Linked DNA regions of Mus musculus: region 2 is linked to region 1. Evidence: chromatin loops called from intact Hi-C (ENCODE). Cell type or tissue: left cerebral cortex. All regions are shown on one strand. Links, peaks and the distances in the headings refer to the core of each region. The heading gives the core; the rest is flanking DNA. Region 1 has its middle 6.3 kb from the start of Aqp11. Region 2 overlaps Pak1 (p21 (RAC1) activated kinase 1).

Region 1 (11,158 bases), core at 1,135-9,134:
GGGATCAGGTGGGAGGCTCATAGCTGTGGTGGTTTTGTGGTTAGGCAGCTCTGTATCCTGCCTCCAGCTTTAACCACTCACTGGACGTTAGTTAGGGAGTCCTTGCTCAAGTTACAGGAGCTCTAAAGCCCAGCCTCCTCATGGGTAAAACGGAGATGTCCACGGGCTATGTCACAGATGTTCATAAGACAGAATTCATACCAGGCATTTAAAGCAGGCAGATGTGCCCTGTCTAAGAAGCAGATTATATCCAACAAATGCTAGGCTCCTTCATGTGTGAAAGTGAACAGACCTGAGACGAAATTCACCAACAGGTCTTTGACAATCCCTCTGACTTTCTGACTGCCGAGTGCAGACCAACACACTATAGTCTCCAATGACGTGTGTGTATATGTGGATGACGTGATCACCATCTCCAGGTCCCTAGAGGAAGGCATGTGGGTTTCATCTACATGTAAAAAGAATAAATTAGGAGCAGGAAGTGTATCGGAGATCCTCTCTATTTATTTACCTATAGTTAGTTTTAAAAAATCTCTTTAAAACTCATCTTTTTATTCTTAAACAGTCATACATTTGCATAAAGTACTTTCTCGGACCCGCCCCCTCCACCCCTTCCCGCCCTCCTACTGCCTGTTGACTGCTTTCATCTTCCCAAGTCCCTCCGGTACTTCTGAGCCTTTTTGTTTGCTTTACTTTGGGTCTGGAGCCACGCTGTGTTCAGTCAGGGTTGCTTGCAGGAGCACGGGGCGGGGTTGTGGACCATGCACAACTAACCAGTGTCAACACCCCTGAAAAAACACGACTTGCTCTCCCCAGTCCCTTCTAATTTCCTTTAAGATCTATGTCTTTTACTTTATGTGTATGAGTGTCCTGTCTGCATGTGTGCCGAGGCGGTCAGACAATGGATCAGGTCCTCTAGAACCGGGGTTACCGGTGGTTGTGAGCAACCACTGTGTGCTGGGAACCTAGGTTCTCCTCTGAGCCATCTCCCCAGCCCTAGTTAGATACTTAGAAAGAGGATCTCACTGTGTAACTCTGGCTGGCCTGAAATTCACAGAGCTCTTCCTGTCTCTATTTCCTGAGTGCTGGAACCAAAGGCTTGCGCCCACACTGAGCTCCTTTTACTTTTACTTTCTAAATTAGAGAACGTGGACGCTGCTTCACAAAGTGTCCCGCTACAGCCGTGCACACAGGAGAGTTCCCCCAACAATGTACACAATCCCAGTCTCCAGGTCTTTGAGTTCTGTTGGAAACAAAACAAAACAAAACAAAAACAAAAACAAACCACCACCACCCCACAACAACAATAACAAAAAAACCACAAATGCCTTCCCCTGCACCCATAGGCCCGAGACAGAGCTTGGCAGGGATGCAGTGTGGCTGGCTTCCCCAAGGGTGCACAAGCTCTAGATCCAGAAGGAGGAGGCATTGTGCAGAAGAGCCCGGAGCAGCAGCCAGGCTTCCTTCGCACCAGCAACATCCCTGCTCCTCAAAGTTGTGACAGCCGGGAGTGGGGGTGGGTGGGTATGAGGGACTTTTGGTATAGCATTGGAAATGTAAATGAGCTAAATACCTAATAAAAAATGGAAATAAATAAATAAATAAATAAATAAATAAATAAATAAGTTGTGACAGCCTTCCCCAGGCCCAGGCTCACTAAGTTTTGGAGGCTACAAGGTAGCAGTCACCATAAAATCAACAGTAGTGTTCTCCGTCAAGCCGTGCAAACAGAAGAGGTTCTCCCAACGCGGGTGGATCCTGACCACCGGCCTCTGGCGGGACAGAATGTTCTGGTGGCCAGGCCGCAGAGAAAAGTCTGGCTTTGTGTTGTACAAGGAGGAAAATTCCTACTGCGGTTGGACGCAGCTCACTCTGAGCTAGGGTATCGCCTGCCACCTAGCGGCTCGCTCGCGGAAGAGGGCATGTTTCCACGAAAGCAAGGCCAAAAAGTTCGGTTCACGTTTTTTTTTTTGTTTGTTTGTTTTGTTTTGTTTTGTTTTTTTGTTTGTTTGTTTGTTTTTTTTAACACCTCCCGGGCTGCCAGGATCCCCCTTCTCAGGACAATGCCAAGGCTGGAGCCTTACAAAATACCGAGTACTAGTGTCTTTTTAGTATAGTTCGTCACTCTCCCACAGCTCCACCTGCTAGAAAGAAATGCAGAGAGAGCAGCGAGAGGAAGCTCCCGTTCAGCCATGGAAAGAGATCAAGTCACATACAGGACTAATGTGGGTGACAGAGACCATGGAACTGGAGTCAGTAAAGAGATCCTGGAAGGCGTGCGCGTGTGCGTGTGTGTGTGTGTGTGTGTGTGTGTGTGTGTGTGTGTACACGCACGCTTTTATTTTGTTTTGTTTTTAACTCCTAAAACTATTATTTCATTATGTTCATTATGTTTTTATGTGTATGGGTATTTGCCTGCATATATGTCTTGTGTATCAGATGTGTGCCTGGTGCCCTTGGAGGCCAGAAGAGGGCATCTGACCTCTTGAAACTGGAATTACAGATAATTGTGAGCCGTCATGTGAGTTCTGGGAATCAACCCCAAATCCTCTGTAAGAGCAGCCATTGCTCTTAACTGCTGAGTTCTCTCTCCACTGAATGCAGGCACCTCCTTATCTCTGAGTTATGACTGGTTCTGTAAGATGGGGAAGGTGGATGGTGGTGAATACAGCCCAAAAGCCTGGGTTTTCAGAGTCGGCCTTCATCCAGCACTGTACTGGCTTCTCTGGCTGGAACTCGGCTAGCCTCCTGGATTCTCTGAACAGTGGCTTCTGCCTCTTGCTTCACCTTTGACCTTCCTCTGCTTTCCACAGGGCCCTCACACCTCCCATGAATGCTGATATATTCAAGTAACGTGTTCTGTGGTTTACTCAGTGTTTGGCACATGATAAGCACTGGAGTCACAGCTTGTACTGCTGTGGGTTAGACAACAGATGGACCTGGCCTGGAGGCTCAGCAGAGAACCAGGGACTGCTCTGTGCACTAAGTCAGCCCAAGGCTTTGAGTCGGCCATTTTTGTTTGCATTCTTAATTTTGTGTCACTGGATAAACTGTGTCCATCCTTTGAGCCTCCTCAGCATGTCAGGATAGAAGAATATTCCTCTATCCTGCATTCATAGTAGAGCCATCTAGGGAAGTAGTTCTCACCCTGTGGGTCTCGACCCCTCTGGATTTCCATACCATACATCCTACGTATCAGATATTTACATTATGGTTCACAACAGTAGCAAAATTACACTTATGAAGTAGCCGGAAGTAGCCACAGAAATAATTTTGTGGTGGGGGTGTGTGTCACCATAATATTAAAGGGTTACAACTCCAAGGAAGAAAGGAAACATAGCTCATAGCTTATATACATAAGGCCACAGCTTCCATCCCAGCACCTAAGAACCAAAACAAAAAGCTAAGAATTCTCTCACACCCCATACCCACTAAATCAGAGCCTCTGGGACTGGGACCAGATAAATTGCAGGTTTTTTTTAAAGCTTCCCACGTGATTCCAAAGTACATCCAAGGTTGAGGAACAATAGATGGGCTAATCGTTGAGGCTCTCAAATGATAGAAAAAAAAAACCCCAATAAACAAAAATCACATGAGTAATTACTAAAGATGCAGCCATTGCTCGTTGAGTAATAAGACAAATACTGCATCAAGAGTTCTGAGTGCGGTGTGCAACATGCCCAATTAACCTAGGGAATTGAGAGTGTGGCTGTATATGTGTGTGCACGCACACATGCGCACACTGTAGTGCGCCTGTGGAGAGCCGAGAACAGCTCCATGGAGTCTGTTCTCTCCTTTCACCTGATGAGCACTCAGGAGATCAAATTCAGGTGGCCAGTCTTTGAGGTAAGCAGCTTCCCGGGGAACCCCTGTCCCAAGGGGTGTGCGGGAGCTCTGGGCGTTCAGGCCTCCATCGTGTCCTGAGCGGAGAGTCAGTGGCCATGGCTTATTCTGTGTCAGTCTCTCATGACATTGAAAGACATTTGTGTTTTGTTTACTCCTGCTTGCTTGGTGTCAAATGTCAAGATGCTAAAACTTACAACAGTGTCAACTATTTCTGTGAACTGTTTCAGACCAACTAGTTCTGGTAAAAAAAAAAAAAAATCAAAGATAGACTATAACTGATAAATTTTTAGCATTGTTTTTGTTTTGGCTTTTTAAAAAAACATTTATATTTATTTATGGTATGTGTTAGTGTGCTTGCCTATCTGTCTGTCTGAGTGCATGTAAGGGGGGTGGGAGGGCTGGGGGGCAGTCAGCTACCAGAAGAGAGTGTTGGATTCCCTGCAGCTGGTGTTACAGGCGATTGTGAGATGCCTAGTGTGGGTGCAAGGAGCCAGACTCCGGTCTCTGCGAGAGAACCACACGAACGCTCTTAACTGTTGAGCCAGCGGTTCTCTGCCTTGCTTTGGCAGGGTCTTGTTGTGTGTCCCTGGATGGCCTGGAATTCATTATGTAGACCAGGATGACCTTGTGGCATATCTTTGACCTCTGCCTTCTGAATGCTGGAGTTACAGCATTGTATCCCGTTTATTTACTACATTTATACTGGAAAAAAAAAACAAAGCAAACAAACAAAAAAACAAACAAAAAAAACCTGTGTGGCCACTGAAGGAATGAGTGTGTGTGCTGCCACCTTGTGGTAGAATGTGCCACACACAGTCCTACCTAAGAAGGCTGGCTGGTAATTGGCCCTGGGGCCTGACCATGTTTCTGTGGCCTCTGTATCCTTAGCACCCGTTTTGTTTTTCCTAATACGAAGCAAAAGGAATTGATATCAGTAGCATGAGAAAGACAAGATATCAAGACTCAACTCTAATGCAATACAGCTTTGTTCCCTTTCCTTGTGTTTACTGATGGCCCGTGCCCATTGTCAAGGTACTATACTATCCACGGTAAAAAGTGTGTGTGCGAGTGCGTGCATGCGTGCGTGTGCGTGTTCGTGTATTCAAGGGCACTCACGTCACAGCACATGTGTGGAGGTTAAAGAACAACTCTCTTGAGTCATTTCTCTCCTCTCAGTTTACGTGGATTATAGGGATCAACTAGGGTCACCAGCTTACCAATTTTGATACAAGCCTTTTACCCATTGAGCCATCTTGTAGGCCCTGAGGTTTTTGTTTGTTTGTTTGTTTGTTTGTTTTTATTTTGTTTTAATGGGGACAATACTTACCTCATGGTATTGTGTGGTGGTTTTGTTTGTTTTTCTTTTTGAAGTGCCGTGGGTCACACCCAGGGCCTTATGTGTGTTGGGCAAATGTTTTACCACTGAGCTGTACCCCAACCCTCACGGGGTTGTTATAAAGGTAGAAGACATAGCTAAATTCTGGAAAGTTGTTAGCATGTGATAAATGTGACCAGGGATGATTCAGACCTTGCTGCCACTGTGAATGAGACCACCTGGATGGTTCTATTGTTCTGTCACCTGCCACTGCTCTTCTCTAAGACACCGCTTCTGCTGAGAGGTTGAACCTGTCTTCCTGAGAGAGCTGACAGCCTGTGGAACTGGCGACCTAATGCTAACAGCTCTGGCAGACTAGTGCTAACAACTTAGCAACAAAGCATCAAGAAGCCTGGCTTGGCAGGGAGATGGGCCTCCTCCCTTTATAAGCACAGACTCTTAGTAATTATTGGGCCTTGATCTGAAATCTCAGGAACCCAGTTCGTGTGGCCGAGGGCGGCTACAACCTGTACTGTCACAGCACTGACGTGAACACCTCCCACTGGGCTTTGCTGTGCTGTCCCAGTGCATAGGGCACTGTGTGTCCGTTCCCCAGGTTCTGCTCATGTCCCATCTCTGACCGTTTCCTGCATTCCCTGGTGGACCACCAGACCTCTTCTCTCTGCCTCAGTGTCCCCTGTACTTTTCCTTGTTCTTCTCCACCTACCCTCCTCCTCCCAGTCGCCACTCCCTTAGCCTGAGAGTCCCCTCACAAACTTCGGTGTCAGCATTTTCCTTACCTTCTTGGTTTCCACATGACCGTACAACAGCACCAACACAAACCGAAGTCACTCTTTAGCTGCGACAGTAGTCAGCTTAAAGAACAAAACATAAGAGCCCCCCCACCCCCCCGCGCGCTCTCCCTGAAATCTTAATGGTATCTCTTCCCTGTCCCTCAGGGGCCCTTTTTGCTGTTGTTGTCACTGTAATTTTACATGTTGTTGTTTGAGACAGGTTCTCAATATGACCCCTTGGCCAGCCTTGAGCTTGCAAGATCCACTTTGCTGCCTCTGGAGTGCTACTAACTTGGCCTCTTTTGTACTCTATTTTAACTTTCTGATCTGTCTTCTATAGTATAAAAGAACAAAGAAGGTCTTTGATGTTGTTTCACTAAAGCTAAGATGTCTTAGTTATTAATGTCACTCTGGAGGGGTGATAGTGATTTCCTGGCTCTGAAAAGAGAAAGATTGATTTAGTTGCTGTAAAATGTTCAACATCAGGTGTGATTTGTGACCCCTTCGGAGAGTAGAATGAATGACCCTTTCACAGGGGTTGGCCTAAGACCATGGGAAGGCACAGACATTTATATTACGGTTCATAACAGTAGCAAAATTACAGTTACAAAGTAGCAACAAAAATAATTTTATGGTTGGGGTCCCCACAACAGTATTAAAGGGTCACAGCATTAGGAAGGTTGAGAACCACTGCTCTAAAGGTTTATGCTATACAGACAAATATATCCACGTCTTTCCACGATGTCAGAATTTGTTAAATAACAATAAATGCACAAGATTTTTGTTGATTTTGTTGGCTACAATTTGCCAAGTAGCCTGAATTTCTCTTGATAGCTGGCTGTTGGCAAACAAGAGGTTTTTTTTTTTTTTATTCCACATATTTACTTATTTTTGAAACCGTGTCTCATGTAGCCAAAGATGACCTTCAACTTGTGATACTTCTACTTCAAGTGCTGGGATTATAGTTGTGGTATACAGTTATATACCACCATGCCTGTTATACTTGAAATTAATTACTCCTACAAACTCTCAAATCATACATTAAACATCGCAGTGATTGTATCTATATCTGTGTATATACATAGGTTATAACATGGGCTGGAAAGGGGTTTAAAGGACCTCAGTTCATCAAAGGGTTCCAAGAGGCCTTACTAGAAGCAGAGGCAGAGAGCTGATACAGGCAGTCACGGGAGGGGGTTAGACTACACACCCACCTGGAGAGCTCATGGTAGCACACAACGCCACAAAGCTGAGCCGCCCAGAAGCAGAAGCATGGAGGACAGGTACAGGACTAGGTGCAGAGAGATGAGCAGATGGAGAGGTGGACAGACAGCAATACTAGTGGGCTGCATCAAGCAGTGGCTACCAAGTTGAGGGGAAGTTTGAGACAGTAAGGAGCAAGGAGCTCTCTGCCTGTCAGTCCCTGGTCCCGTACACCAAGCAGTTAGATGACAGGTTGACAGGGCTGTTGTTACTGATGTGTTCAGTGCCCTCTGGTAAGTCCTAGTTTATATGGTTCTAAAGACTTATTTCTGAGTATTGTGTGTGTGTCCTTTGTGTGCAGGAGCCCATGGAGAGCAGAAGAGGGTCTGGGAAGCCCTAGACCTGGAGTTACAGGTAGTGTTGAGCTCTGACTACTGAGCCATCTCTCCAGCTCTCTAATATGGTTTTACTATGCCCATGGGCTAATATGTTTCCACTTTGTTTATAGTTGACATCTTTTAAGAAGAAATTATTAGGCTGGGTGTGGTAGCACACACCTTTAATCCCAGCACTCAGGAGGCAGAGGCAGGTAGATCTGTGTGAGTTTGAGGTCAGCCTGGTCTATAACAGTTCCAGGACAGCCAGCTACGTAAGAGAGAAAAAATGAAAAAAGAATAAATGTTTAGAGGCCAGAGCAATGGCTCAGTGGTAAAGTGTTACTTCCTGTTCTTACTGGGATGTGGGTTTAATTCCCAGGACCCACACAGAGGCTTACAACCATCCACACCTCCCACTCCAGGGATCTGATGCCTCCTACAGGCAGGCAAGCATTCATCGACATAACATAAAGATAAATATTTTAAAGAAAGGCTTATCAGTGTGTGCCTCATGGTTGTTGCTGGACAGGTCTGTGGATATGAGGTTCAGAGCCATTCACTTCTCTATTTGCCCTCAAAATGGAGCCCAATGGAGCTTAGAGATGCAGCCACCCAGGACAAAGCACAGCCTGAAAGCCATTGTTTTACCCAGCAGGGAATAGCTCAGAACAGGGCTCAGCCTCACAGGCACCATTTGCTTGGCTCTTGCTTCCTAACTGAAGCAATGTCCTAAGTCTACTTAATGACAATGCATATTGTGATGATTTTTAAAGCCTTATCAAAGTTCAAAAGACAGATTTTCTATCTGGCTCTTACTAACAAAACTGACTTATTAGCACAGCAGGAAATGGACACACATGTGTTAACTAATCTCCAATTGAGTTCTGATGAACTAGGATTGGTGAAAGGGTCACACTCACAGGACTGGTTTTAAAGCAATCTCTCCAAACAGTAATGGCTAAGAAATGGCTTTAACTTACCTTAGATTCTTTTGCTTGACATAGACAAAGAGAAAGGGCTTCATTTCTCTACAAACTTTATATTTTATGAAATAACTTTTTTTTTTTTTGACTATTGGCACCACAGAAATCTTAGCATTAAAAAGGAATTTTCCTTCAAATTTGAGGCAATCCTACCTCGGGCACCAGCATGGTAGGGTAACAGATGCGAGCTACAGTCTGGGAATCTTCATAAGGTTATAAAAGGGACAGTTGAGCCTGGGAAATGAGACTGGACTGTGCAGAAGGTCACCCACCTGACTGTGCTGCCCTGCCCTCTCAGCTCTAGGAAATAGATGGACTTGTGGGTGACAGAGCCATGTGGGACAAGACTGAGGCAGGATGGTGCTTAGTCACCCCCGAACTAAGGCAAGCGTTGCGACATACATCAGCTCAGAACACTGCTAGGCTCAAGGTCAGGGGAGCCCCGGCAGCTGTTCCCACTCTGCTCACTGCGGGCCACCCACGTGGGTGAATTCTTAGGAGTGCGGTGTTGTCATGAACTCTTGGACCCAGGCGGTCAGAACACGGGGTTTCAATTTCAAGCTACTCACTAAGCACGTTTTGCTCTGTGCTGGGCTCTGTGCTAAGGGGTTGGTTACCATGATTTCTGAAGCCAATCAGGTGGGAGAGACAGAGCTCCACACTGCTGACTGGAGAAGCCTGGGGCCTTCTTTCCAGAGACTCCCACGAGACAACGCTGGAATTATTTAGGGGCAGTGGTGAAGGATTTCTCTATGTAGACCAGGTTGACCTTGAACTCAGAGATCTGCCTGCCTTTGCAGAGATTGGGATGTGTGCTACCGGGGCTGGAGAGATGACTCAGTAGTTAAGAGCACTGACTGCTCTTCCTGAGATCCTGAGTTCAATTCCCAGCAACCACATGGTGGCTCACAATGGGATCTGATGCCCTCTCCTGGTGTGTCAGAAGATGATGACAGTGTACTCACATATATATACAATAAATAAATATTTGAGGGGAAAAAAAAAGACGTGTGCTACCACACAGGCTCAAATCTGGGATTCTTAACTTCAGTGCAGAAAAGAATTTCAGGATGAGTTGCTGTGAAGCAAACTGGAGTTTACAAAGAAGAGATTTTCTTTACACAGACTTCAATAGAAAGGCCCTCTTGGACAGGACAATAGCCAACCATAGTTTGGGTGTGGGCTTCTCAGGAATTGTAGTTAAGTGGCTTGGCCACAACTGCACACAATTGCATGTTGATTTTAGAAGCTTTTAGAATTCCATTGATGGAAGTTTTTCTAAGGGCTCCTTCCTATTATTACACACACACACACACACACACACACACACACACACACACACACATCCTTTTTGGTAAATATGAGTATAGAGTGAGTCATAAGATGTCTTGGATATGATTACAACCTGATGAGGTAAATCCTGGGTCACAAAGGTTATTCAAGGGAGATTAGATATATCTTTCACTAAATGGAGCTCCTCATGAGAAAACTAGAAAACTGGGGGAAAGGTTATGTTTCCTTAATCCCTATTCTAACATTCTCTCTCTCTCTCTCTCTCTCTCTCTCTCTCTCTCTCTCTCTCTCTCTCTCTGTGTGTGTGTGTGTGTGTGTGTGTGTGAGACAAAACAACCTTACAGCACTTATTGTTATATAATAATAGCATAAGGGCTACCGAAACAACATAAATAAATGTTTCAGACTGTGTTCCCATTAGAAGACTTTTTTTTTTTTTTTTCCCAAGACAGGGTTTCTCGGTGTAGCCCTGGCTGTCCTGAAGGTCACTCTGTAGACCAGGCTGGCCTCAAACTCAGAAATCTTTCAGCATGATCCAGCCCGGCTGTTTTCTTGTTTTACGGTGAATCTTGTCTGCATCATCTAATACGAGGTTCAAGTACTCCTCAATGCCAATAATGCAGCCATCTATCCCTCTTTCCCAATATTCACTTGCTCACACAGCCACACCGGAATCTGCCTGGCAAGTATCTGAACTTGAGGTTGGCGGACTGCACCATCACCCTCCACACCTTCTGTGGCCCTGGCCCTGGTATGCCATGGTTGGAAGTCACAAAGACCATCTAGGAGGAAGGTCGCCTCAGAAAGTGACTTCCAGAACTATTTTAATATTCCCTTTTTCCCCCCTTCCCTTTTGCTCCGGCCCCGCTCGCACTGGACCATAGGTTTTTTATTTGTTTTTCATTAAGGATGGTTGTGAGCCACCATGTGGTTGCTGGGATTTGAACTCACGACCTCCGGAAAAGCAGTCAGTGTTCTTAACCGCTGAGCCATCTCACCAGCACCTATTTTAATATTCTTATTTGGGATATCTATAAGGCAAACTTCACAATAGATGTTAACTGTGCTGGAATACTTGACTCTCAGCTGGTGCAAGACTTCAGCTCCAGGCTAGCTTCCTTTCCATGGCCCCTCAAACTCCCTTCTTTCCATCCTGCCTCAGGTTGTCCCAGGATTCTGGGAAGCCAACCAATCCAAGGGTTTCCTTCCCACACTGGATGCCAATGAGAACAAGCAAACAATGTTTTCTTAGTATTTTAATATCTCATGATGAAGATAACATAAACATTATAAACTTTGAGGACTTCATGCCTAAACCACCACCTGCAGGCAAGGTGCTTCCAGCAG
Region 2 (11,158 bases), core at 2,018-10,017, 170 kb before region 1:
TTATGCTGTCATGTGTCTTCTCTCATGCTGTCCCTACTGCCAAACTCTTTTCCTGCTCTCAACTTTTATCCAGTAACTCTTTATATCTATATCAATATAGATGATGTAGATTAGACATAGACATAGACACAGATATAGATATAGACATCTTGCATGTATAGAAGTATACCAGAAGAGGATGTCAGATCACCTGAGACTGGAGTTACTGATGGTTGTGGGCTGCCACGTGGGTGCTAGGAATTGAACCTGAGTACTCTAAAGGGCAGTCAGTGCTCTTAACCAGTGAGTCATCTCTTCAGCCTCTTTGGTAAGTCTTGATATGAGGCTCAGCTTAGGAAAATCTTGTTCATTGCTATGCCTTTGTCAGCAGACTCTAAATAACGTCTATCTCCTTCCAAATAAATCTTTTGTTACTGCATTAGCCACACTGGTGTTAATTACTTATTTTGTTTGCTGAAGTTTTGTAATGTAACTCCTACTGGCTAGACCACTATAGTGGTTTCAATGAGAATGGCCTTCATAGGCTCATACGTTTGAGTATTGGTTCCAGTAGGTAGAACTGTTTGGGAAGGATTAAGAGGCATGGCCTTGTTGGAGTCACTTGTATCACTGTGGGTAGGCTTTGAGGTTTCAAAAGCCCATCTATTTCCAGTAGCTATCTATGGCTTAAAATGTAAGCTCTCAGCTACTACTCTAGTGCCATGACTGCACCCCTCCCCCAATGTATGCCATGATGGTCGTGAACTCATCCCCTGAAACCGTTCTCTAAATTGCTTTGACCAAGGTGTTCTCATGGCCAGAGAAAAATAACTAAGACAAATGCATCTGCTCATCTTTTTATTACCAGTGCCAATTGAAGCTCTAGGCAAGAGTCAGTTAATGGTTGTTTATAGAAGTACTTGGAGGCTACAGACCCACCAACCCTTCAAATGCATACAGTGGCCACATCTTTTCTGACTACACTGAATTCCCTTGAGTATGCCTTCCAGTTGCATGGTGTCAAGTGCATGGAGTGATGATTGTGTAGATGAAGAAACGAAGCTCAAGCTTTGAAGTATTTACCCTTTCTTTGCAATTAGATTCTGAAACCCTAAGCTGCTGGCACCCTCTGAGATTTGGTAGCAGTCAAAGGGTTAGTCTTTTGTGATAGGCAGACTTTTTCAAATTTTCATTCTGATTGCTTGTTGAGAGCCCCCCACCCCCCGCCCCCACCACCACCACTGTCATGTATCAGGAGACACTGAAGTAAGCTGTAGTTCTTGGTGTCTTGGATGTGAGCCAAATCTGTGGTCAAGCAAGACAAACAAAATTAAAGCATTCAAAACAGGCTAAAAAGAATATGCAAGAACTGATCATGTCAGTAAGTTGTGTCTTTCATTCAAAGAATGCATGTATTTAACAAGTTTCTGTGTGAGGCTGTTAGAAATCAGTAGTGAAAGCTAACTTGGGATTGAGGTTTCTTAAAACCACAGGCTCACACTGATAATTAGGAGATAATTTATTTTATAGTTTCTTTTTACTCCATCAGTATGCCAAGACTTTAGACCTACAACAGCTTCTGTTGCATTTGGTCTCCTTAGAGTTATTTCTTTCAACTGAAAGTTGTGCTTATCTTAACAAGTTGGAGTATTGATCTGCCTAGCCTCAGCACTCTCAGTGCTTAGGCTAGACCTATATACAACCACATCGTTCTTAGAAATGTCTTGAGGGGGACGAACCAACCTGGGAGAATGAGCTGCTGTGGAATACGTTTGTACGTTGTGAAAGCATACAGTTTTGTCGGTATAGTATTCCTCTAGTTCAACTGTGCTTTGCCATAGATAATCAGTTCTTGGACCCTATCTGATCCTAGACAGAAAGTAAGAGTGACAAACTCCAATAAGATTGTATTAAAGTAAAGCCAGGCGTGGTGGTGCATGCCTTTAATCCCAGCACTCGGGAGGCAGAGGCAGGCAGATTTCTGAGTTCGAGGCCAGCCTGGTCTACAAAGTGAGTTCCAGGACAGCCAGGGCTACACAGAGAAACCCTGTTGTGAAAAGCCAAAAAGAAAACAAAACAAAAAAAAAAAAGATTGTGTTAAAGAAACTGTTTTGTTTTGTTTTGTTTTTTGAGGGAGTTGTTTGCACGCATGGAAGTCAGAGGATAACTTTTGGAAGTGGGCTGTCTCTTTCCAACATGTGAATGTCAGGGACAGACTCAAGCACATCCACTCACTGAGCCATCTCACCGGTTTTGGAGACACTGTGTCTGTTTGTTTTAATTCTTTCAAAATTAAAAACTGAAAGCCTGTCATTAGTTTCTTTAAAATTCTAGCTTCTTTAGAAACTTAGGTCAACAATTTTTATAAGAAAACTTGAGGTAAAAACCTTTTCTGGGCCGGGCGTGGTGGCACACGCCTTTAATCCCAGCACTTGGGAGGCAGAGGCAGGCAGACCTCTGAGTTCGAGGCCAGCCTGGTCTACAGAGTGAGTTCCAGGACAGCCAGGGCTATACAGAGAAACCCTGTCTCGAAAAACAAAAAACCAAAACTTTTCTGATGATCAGTGTTACATCATTTTTTCATCTTTTGTTCTTTATTTGTGTACTTATTTTGACAATATTTGAAACTAGTTTTAACTCAAGGGGCCTTGCACATGCTAAGTATGAGCCTGAACACTATTTTTTTTTTTTGACAAATTCTGCTAAACACACACACACACACACACACACACACACACACACACACACACACACACACACACGAGTGTTTGGTGTTTTTTGTTAACTATCAGGCCTATTTCAAACACTTGGGAGACATAATCACAAACATGCAGGCATCAACACACATTTAAGCATCTGCAGTGATAGAGGTTCCCCTTAGCTTAGAGATTTCTCAGCCAAATAAATGTTGGTAATTTAAAAACTGTAGCCAGCCCCTAAGTTCTCTGCAGTTTGATGTTGAGTACAGTAGTTCTCCAAACCAATTATAATACAGATAAACTTTATTATCCTAAGAGCAGTTTCACTAACTCAGTGCTTGGCCTTAAGAATGAGTGAAGGTCAAAGGTTGGCATCTATCTAAATCAACAGAAGGAGAGCACTGACATGAAGAAAGGGATATACTTTTGAGTACATATGCCACCTATCTTGTGCCAGCTTCTGATTTCTTTTTCTTGGCAGCATGCTGAGGCTTGGTGCCAGACCCTCAACAACTATCCAGCAGCAATGCATCAAGCCCAAAACTTGGATGAAGCTTTCGTTAAGTGCTTTATTTGCTAAATATGCATAGTGTTTCTGTCTGACAAGTGACCCTTCTTTTTTTTTTTTCTTTTTTTTTTCTTTTGGTTTTTTGAGACAGGGTTTCTCTGTGTAGCCCTGACTGACCTGGAACTCATTTGTAGACCAGGCTGGCCTCAAACTCAGAAATCCCCCTGCCTCCCGAGTGCTGGGATTAAAGGCGTGCACCACCATGCCCAGCTCCGTGATCCTTCTTAAAAGAAAAAAAAACCTCTTGTATTACTCTTGGATTTCTTTTATTGTGTGTGTGTGTGTGTGTGTGTGTGTGTGTGCATCGAACTCACATAGGCAGGCTTCATAAATGCCTTTATCTCCTGAGCATCTTAGTGACATCCAAATCTTTTATTTTTATGTGTATGTCTGTGTGAGTGTATGCCATGTCTGCGGGTGCCTATAGACACCAAGAGGGAATCAGATCCTGGTACTGGGGACCAAAGTTAGCTCTTCTGCAAGAGCCCAGAATTGCTGAGCCATCTCTCCAGCCCTGCCCCATTTCCCTTTGCTTTTAACACAACCCTAGTTAAAAAAAAAAAAAAAAATTGAACTCCAAGTCTAGAAGAGATATGAAATACTGCTAGGTATTTTATCACTTAGCAACTTACCAAGAAGAGAAGCTCAGTTTTGTTTTTCTGCCTTTTTAACCGTCTGGACAAGCACCTTTGACCATATACAATTTGTTATTTTGGTCTAGTTTTTGAAACAAAATAACACAGTGCAGCCCATGTTATTTTTCTGCATCTATCTCCCAAAGATGGAGATTACAGACCTTTTCACTGCCATGACCAGCAGATACAAGTTTTTACCAATGTTTAAGTGATTGTTGATTTTATGATTAGAAAGTAGTTTTGATTGAAATGTTAAAGTATAACTTAGACTCCTAGATATAGATTATTATGTAAGGCTCCTATTTTAGTGCCAGTGAGAGTCAGAGTTAGCATAAAGTTTCCTGACAAACCAGGTCACTTCAAGCATTACAAAATAGGTCTGCATTTGCCATGTTCCAGGGATTGTACCAAATGCCTCACATGAACTATTTTATTCCCTCAGGAACTTAGAGGTAGATACTATTATTATTATACCTACTTTGCAGATCTGGAAGCTGACGTTCAGATATTTAAGTAGTTTATCCAAGGACATACTTATTGTGGGTGAGCGGAAATGAAACAATTGATTTCAGCTACCATTATGCTACTTGTTTCTTCTAGATCAGCAGTTCTCAACCTGTTGGTAGAGACTCCTTTGGGGGTCAAAGGACCCTTTCAACCTAAGACCATCAGAAAATACAGATATTTACATTACTATTCATAACAGTAGCAAAATTAGTTATAAAGTAGCAACAAAAATAATTGTATGGTTGGGGTCACCACAACAGAAGGAACTAACTTTCAAGAGTCCTAGCATTAGGAAGGTTGAGAACGCTGCTCTAGATGGTTACCCTCCAATGTCAGAAATTAATTCTAACACCAGTGAGCCTGGGAAAGAACTCCAAGGCCCTCATGAATGGCAGCCCAGGACACTTAGACTGCACACTGAGGAGATACCCCTGAGCAGAGCAATCTCAGATGCCAAGACTTTAGACCTACAACAGCTGCTGTTGCATTTGGTATCCTTAGAGTTCTCTCTTTCAACTTAATGTTGAATCTGTGCTTATCTTAACAAGTTGGAGTATTGATCTGCCCTATATACAACCACATCGTTCTTAGAAGCAATCTTGAGGGGGACGAACCAACTTGGGAGGAGGAGCTGCTGTGGAATGTATTTGTATATTGTGAGAGCATAGCTGCATATTTCGCCTAGTGTAGCAGTGGTTACCACTGGGAGTTGGGGCCGGCGTAAGGGAAATGCAAGATGAAGACTGTTCTAGACTATTACATGTATTCCGTTTCTTATATGGGCACTAAATACATGTGTATTTATAATTGATCTTTAAATGACACACACTTTTTTGTTTTGTTTTTGCTAAGTTCTTTTAATGTATATCTAAACTAAAAATGTTTTTTAGAAAGTGTGGTTTCAATACGAATGGCTCCCAGGACTCACAAATACCTGTCCATAGGGAGTGGTAGTATTAGGATGTGGGACTTTGTTGGAAGAAGTATTACCAGGAGTGGCCTCTGAAGTCTAAGAAGCTCAAGTCAGGCCAGTGTGACAGTCTCCTGTTGCTTGTGGATCAAGATGTAGAACTCTCAGCTCCTTCTCTAGCACCATGTCTGCCTGCAGGCTACCATGTTTCCTGCCATGACAATAATAGACTAAACCTCTGAAATGTAAGCCAACCTCAATTAAATGCTTTCCATTGTAAGATGTGCCATGGTCATGGTGTCTCTTCACATCAATAAATCTCTAATTAAGACAAAAACAAAAGACTACAGACGGACATCTATAATGGTAAGGGGCATCCAACTGCAACTTACTTTCAAACAGTTTATGAAGAATCATGAGTAGTACTTCATGAGAAAGGGAAAAACAAAAAAGAGAGGGGGAAAAAAGACACACTTCCTGTAGAATATTTTCATCTCCTTTTATTGAAGGAAATAGAAACTTGTGCTGCTGAGGCAGTAGGACCTCTGAGCATGACAAGGTAGGCAATGGGGCTGGCATGACAAGCCACAATGCTGGCCAAGCATCCTACCACAGCAGGAGAACCAAAACCATGAGGAGGGCAGGAGGTAGCAAACACCCGCAATACGCGTCCATTTGCAGAGAGTAAGCATGTCCACTTGCAGAGAGCTTGGTCATGCACTTAAAAACAGGGTCCCCTTATTACTAGTAGCACATCATCTCGGATTTAGAGACCTTCTCTTTCGACTGAAATAGTTAAGCTACCAGAAGATCTGAGTCCCAGGTAGAAACAGAGGCTGAGATCTTGAAATATCACACAAGTATAGCCGGACAGGTGCTGAAGCCAGCCATGTGCTAAAAGTAGCTGCACTTTCCCTCTGACTTCTCACACTTCTCTTACTCAGCATGTGCTCTAGGAAATCTCTCAATGCTATAAATAAGGACAGAATGCAAGCAGCAGCCTAGGGGATGCAGGGAATCAAAAGCTGCTACATAGCTAAGACCATTTCACTAGAAATAGCACAGGGAACACTACTGGGTCATGGTTCTCCAAAACAGCTGCTAGAAGCACACACAAAGAAAAACATGGTCGTTCTCCCATGTCAGGATCAGCTGCACCAAGGGCATGGTTCGGGAAACAGAGCCTCTTCCTGTCCCTGGCAGATTATCAGGCCCCGTGGCATTTCAAAGCTGTTATGGTTTTCAAATACAATGAGGTGTTCAGGCAATTTAGTCACAGAAATAAAAAAGTAAAGCAATTTCAACTGATCTCAAATCGATAATGCTATCAAACCAAAAGTTTATATAGTTAAGAACTGATTGTGAGGGGTAAGGAATGGGATGGCTGAGATTCTGTTTCGTAGAAACAGGTTTATTCGGGTAAACCCTTGCTCATCAGTTCCCTCCATGCCCACAAACTGGAAGGGAATTCCTATTTAGAAATGGCCTCTGCTGGATTACTCGTCCAGTTGCAATTCTCTTCAGTGCTAGACAGTTTCCAAGGATCAAAGTCTTGGGAGCACTAGATCAGGAAATGGGAGAAGCAAGGAAAGGAGAAGAGGACATGAGGGGTCGGAGTTCCTGAAACAAGTGTTTATTTCATAGAAGGCTTGGCACATGAGGCTGGGATGAGCGTGGTTTCAGTGATTGTTCTTGGTTGCCTCTTTTGCTGCAGCAATCAGTGGAGTCAGGCTAGAGAGGGGCTTGGCAATCTTCAGGAACTGATGCTAGAAGAAGAAAAAACCAAATGAGTTGAGTGTTTGCCATTCTTACATAGCAGCTATTACCAGACAGTAAGGGCCTCAGTGACAGATCATCCTTGAATTGACTTGTTTATTTATCCTTTTGTGTGTGTGTGGGGGGGGTGCATCCATGCCATGATGTGCATGTGTGTGTAGGTCCATTTGCAAGAAGGAATTCTTTTCACGACTACAGGTACAGGAAAATTGTCCTCAAGTTGTCAGACTTGGCAGCAGGTGCTCATACCCAGTAAGTTATCTCATTGACCAAGTATACAAGTTTTATTTGTAAGTCATTAACTGTAAGAAAAAAAAAAGCTCAAAAAATTAATAGTTCCATAGTCATATGCCATTATATAGAATATTAGCACAGTAACTAACACACTGAAAGCACAATGGATCCACAGACATTTTGAGTGAAAGAAGTAAGACAAGAAGTTCATTTTACATGGTTTTGTTTGTTCCTGGGTAAAATTCACCTCTGGCAACAACAGAGTAACTATTCTTTCTGGAGAAGACACCTATCTTTCGTCTTAAACTCCAGCCCTCGACCTGTTAGCTGGAACTATAAGCATGCACCATATGTGGCTAAGAATCTTTTGTTCACTCTTTGACTCCAGCAAGGCGAAGTATTCCAGTAAGGACTTTAAGGTCCTTTACAATGTTACATTGTAATGTACTTTGAGCCATACTTCCAATTTAAAAAATTATTTAAGAGAAAAATATCATATGAAAATGTTATAGGAAATAATTTTTTATGTAACTCAGAGTCTCTTACTTAAACTGGTGGATTGTTTTGGGGGTTTGATTTTTGTTTTTTACATTTATCTTGAAGATATAGATTCTTTCTTCCATTTGATAATAAAGATCAGAGCTAAATTTCCTTGTCTGAGCAAATGTGAGGTTTGTAATTACTTAACACATCTCATTCTTTTATCATTCTTATAATTCCTATAGTTAGCATTATTATGTATGTGTACAGACACTCACATGGAGATATATACAGAGACACTCTTTGCTGAAAGTTGATTCAAGTTTCATTGGGACAGAGTGAGGATACACAGAGGAACTGAGAACTATGGATGATCATGGATAAAGCTTAAATATATGAATTCCAATATCTCTTCCTATATCTTTCTATCCATATGTTCTCACAGGAGAAGCAGATATGAAACTTCATGATTAAAGTTTCTGAAAAGTCTAGGATTTGAACGTTTACCAGATAACACTGACAAGTTAAGGAGATTGGGAAAAATCTTCATTAACCCCACATCCAATAGAGGGCTAATATCCAAAATATATAAAGAACTCAAGAAGCTATCTCCAAAAAACCAAACAACCCAATCAAAAAATGGGGTATAGAGCTAAACAGAGAATTCACAACAGAGGAATCTCGAATGGCCGAGAAACACTTAAAGAAATGTTCAAAATCCTTAGTGATTAGGGAAATGCAAATCAAAACAACCCTGAGATTCCACCTTACACCAATCAGAATGGCTAAGATAAAAAACTCAGATAACAGCACATGTTGGCGAGGATGTTGAGAAAGAGGAACACTCCTCCATTGCTGGTGGGATAACTGGTACAACTACTCTGGAAATCAATCAGGAGGTTCCTCAGAAAATTGGAAATAGATCTACTTGAAGACCCAGTTATACCACTCTTGGTCATATACCCAAAAGATGTCCCACCATGCCACAGGAGCACATGTTCATAGTGGCCTTATTTGTGATAGCCAGAAGCTGGAAACAACCCAGATGATCCACAATGGAAGAAGAGACACAGAAAATGTGGTTCATTTTCACAATGGAATACTACTCAGCAATTAAGTATTAAGAAGGACATCATGAGTTTTGCAGGCAAATGGACAGAATGAGAAAATATCATCCTGAGTGAAGTAACTCAGACCCAAAAGGACATGCATGGTATGTACTCACTAATAAGTGGATATTTGCCAAAAAAGTACAGAATACCAGGATACAATCCACCGAACTCAAGGAGGTTAACAAGGGGAAGGGCCCAAGTGAGGATGCCTCAATCCTACTTGGGAGAAGAAGAAAGCAATCACAGGGGGTGGGGGTGGGGCGACACAGAGGGAGGGGAGGAACCTGGGTGGAAAAAGGGACAAGGAGGGAAAAGGGGAAACATGATCGGGTATTGGGGGTGGGGGGAGACAGGACTAAAGCCCTGAGGGCCAGCAGAAAGAATGTAAACAGGCAATCCCAGGAGGTAGGAGGTGGGGGGTACCCTCTAGAATGCACCAGAGACCTGGGAGGTGAGAGAGACTCTTAGGACTCAAAGGATGGAACTTCAGATGAAATGCCCTACAGTGGGAAGAGGGAACTAGTAGAATCTACTCCCAGTAGAAAGACAGGACATCAAGTGGAGGGATGGTGTTGCTATCCCACAGTCAAAAATTCTGACCCAGAATTGTTCCTGTCTGAAAGAACAGCAGGGACAAAAATGGAGAAGAGCCTGAGGGAAAGGAGGTCCAGCGACAGGCCCAATTTGGGATCCAGCTCAAGAGGAGGCTCCAAGGCCTGATTACAGTATTACTGATGCTATGGTGTGCTTACAAACAGAAGCCTATCATGACTGCCCTCCAAGAGGCACACCAAGCAGCTGAGTCAGATTCGGATATTTATGCCCAATCAATGGACAGAAGCTGAGAACCCTTGTGGTTGAATTAGGAAATAACTGAAAGAAGCTGAGAAGGGCGACCCCCAATAGGAAGACCAGCAGTATCTATTAACCTGGACCCACAGAGAGCTCTCACACACTGAGCCACCAACCAGGAAGCATACAGCAGGTGATATGAGGCCCCAGACACATATACAGCAGAGGACTGCAGGGTCTAGACTCAGTCAGAGAAGATGCACCTAACCCTCAAGAGATTTGAGGCCCCAGTGAGTGGGGAGGTCTGGTGGGGTGGGGACGGGGACATCCTCTTGGAGACCAGGGACTTGGGGGAGGGGGATATAGGGTGAGGAACAGAGGGCAGACTTGGCAAAGCCCAAGAGTGACAGGGAGCTAGAAATACAAAGTGAAATGGTAGGAAAGAAGCCTAAAATCAGCAAACGCAGACAAAAATGAGATGAAAAGGTTTGGGTAGGCACCTCCCTGCAGAAGGACAGTTACCTGCAGCAGCTCTTTAGCTGAGCCTCTCTTCTCCACATCCATCTCAAGACAGCGGTTCAGGAAGTCCCGGAAAATAGCTGACAACTTCTCTGGGTTCTGAAGCTCTGGCGTCCCATTGGTAGCAATGAGGTACAAGGCCTAGCAATACAAATGAAGAGTCACGTGGTGCTCTCCCTGAGGTTCTTTCTGTTACTATCGAGACACGTTCTCTAAAATACAGCCAGCTTCTGTGTGCTCTGACACACAGCTCTGATCAGCGGGGATGTCCTGAAGAGAACATACTAACCTAATCAGGCTTGACATTCACAGTCATATGACTGTATATATGCACCTAACATATAACTTCTTTGCTATATAATGCTTTATATAGCCACAAAAATGTCTTTAGCGTGCATTTGGAAAGCACTTTGTAAACGTATGAGGTGTTACAAACCTAAGGGTTTATTCTTCACTTAGCACGGCAAGGTAAACGTCCCTTTGTTTAGTTGTTGGCAGAAATGTGCTGCTGAGGCTTCCACCCAAGAGGAAAAAGCCATGCTTGGCGAGACAGCAACGGTTTCGCTGCTGCTTCCCTGCTCTAATATGAAGCAGCTCTTGGGAGAAGAAAAACAGTAATAGTAAACCTTCATAAACACTAAGCTCTTTAATTACAAAGCTCGCTCTCGCTCTCTCTCCCCATCTCTCACTCTTGTTTGTTTGCTTTGTTTTTCAGGACAGGGTTTCTCTGTATAGCCCTCGCTGGCCTTGAACATAGGAGATTTGCCTGCCTCTGACTTCTAGTGCTGGGATTAAAGGTGTGCACTACCACACCCAGCTACACTCATTTTAAGTGACCACAGTAACTCAGAGGTGGGGCAAAATGGTTATTCCCATTTCACATGTAAGGCTCTCCAGCCGTTGCATTCACTGTTCTGAGTGCACGTGCTGACTCTAATTCAGTTTTA

The links. Hi-C counts contacts between places; a loop is a spot of excess contacts. Peaks named below come from ENCODE experiments on the same cell type or tissue, not always from the same donor. Only the 100,000 strongest peaks of a DNase experiment are listed, where the experiment ranks them.
Region 2: it touches region 1 in a loop (2.8-fold over the local background); 2 of 42 quality-filtered maps call a loop at or near these places.

What each region holds. Positions count from the first base shown.
Region 1 is chr7:97,738,980-97,750,137 of GRCm38, reverse strand. No RefSeq gene overlaps it. Among named protein-coding and RNA genes, the nearest start is that of Aqp11, 6.3 kb to the right of the region's middle. In left cerebral cortex, for the core only: CTCF peaks have their summits at 1,892 (motif pointing left), 4,446 and 4,646 (motif pointing left); DNase peaks (open chromatin) are centred at 1,367, 1,839 and 4,655; H3K4me3 peaks cover 812 bases; H3K27ac peaks cover 720 bases.
Region 2 is chr7:97,907,002-97,918,159 of GRCm38, reverse strand. It overlaps Pak1 (p21 (RAC1) activated kinase 1), which reads right to left. Exons shown (of 15, transcript NM_011035.2): 14 at 10,215-10,352; 15 at 5,779-7,064. The coding sequence ends at 6,978. Among named protein-coding and RNA genes, the nearest start is that of Gdpd4, 7.4 kb to the left of the region's middle. In left cerebral cortex, for the core only: no CTCF peak of the experiment used is centred there; DNase peaks (open chromatin) are centred at 3,155, 3,639, 4,240 and 6,276; H3K27ac peaks cover 2,234 bases.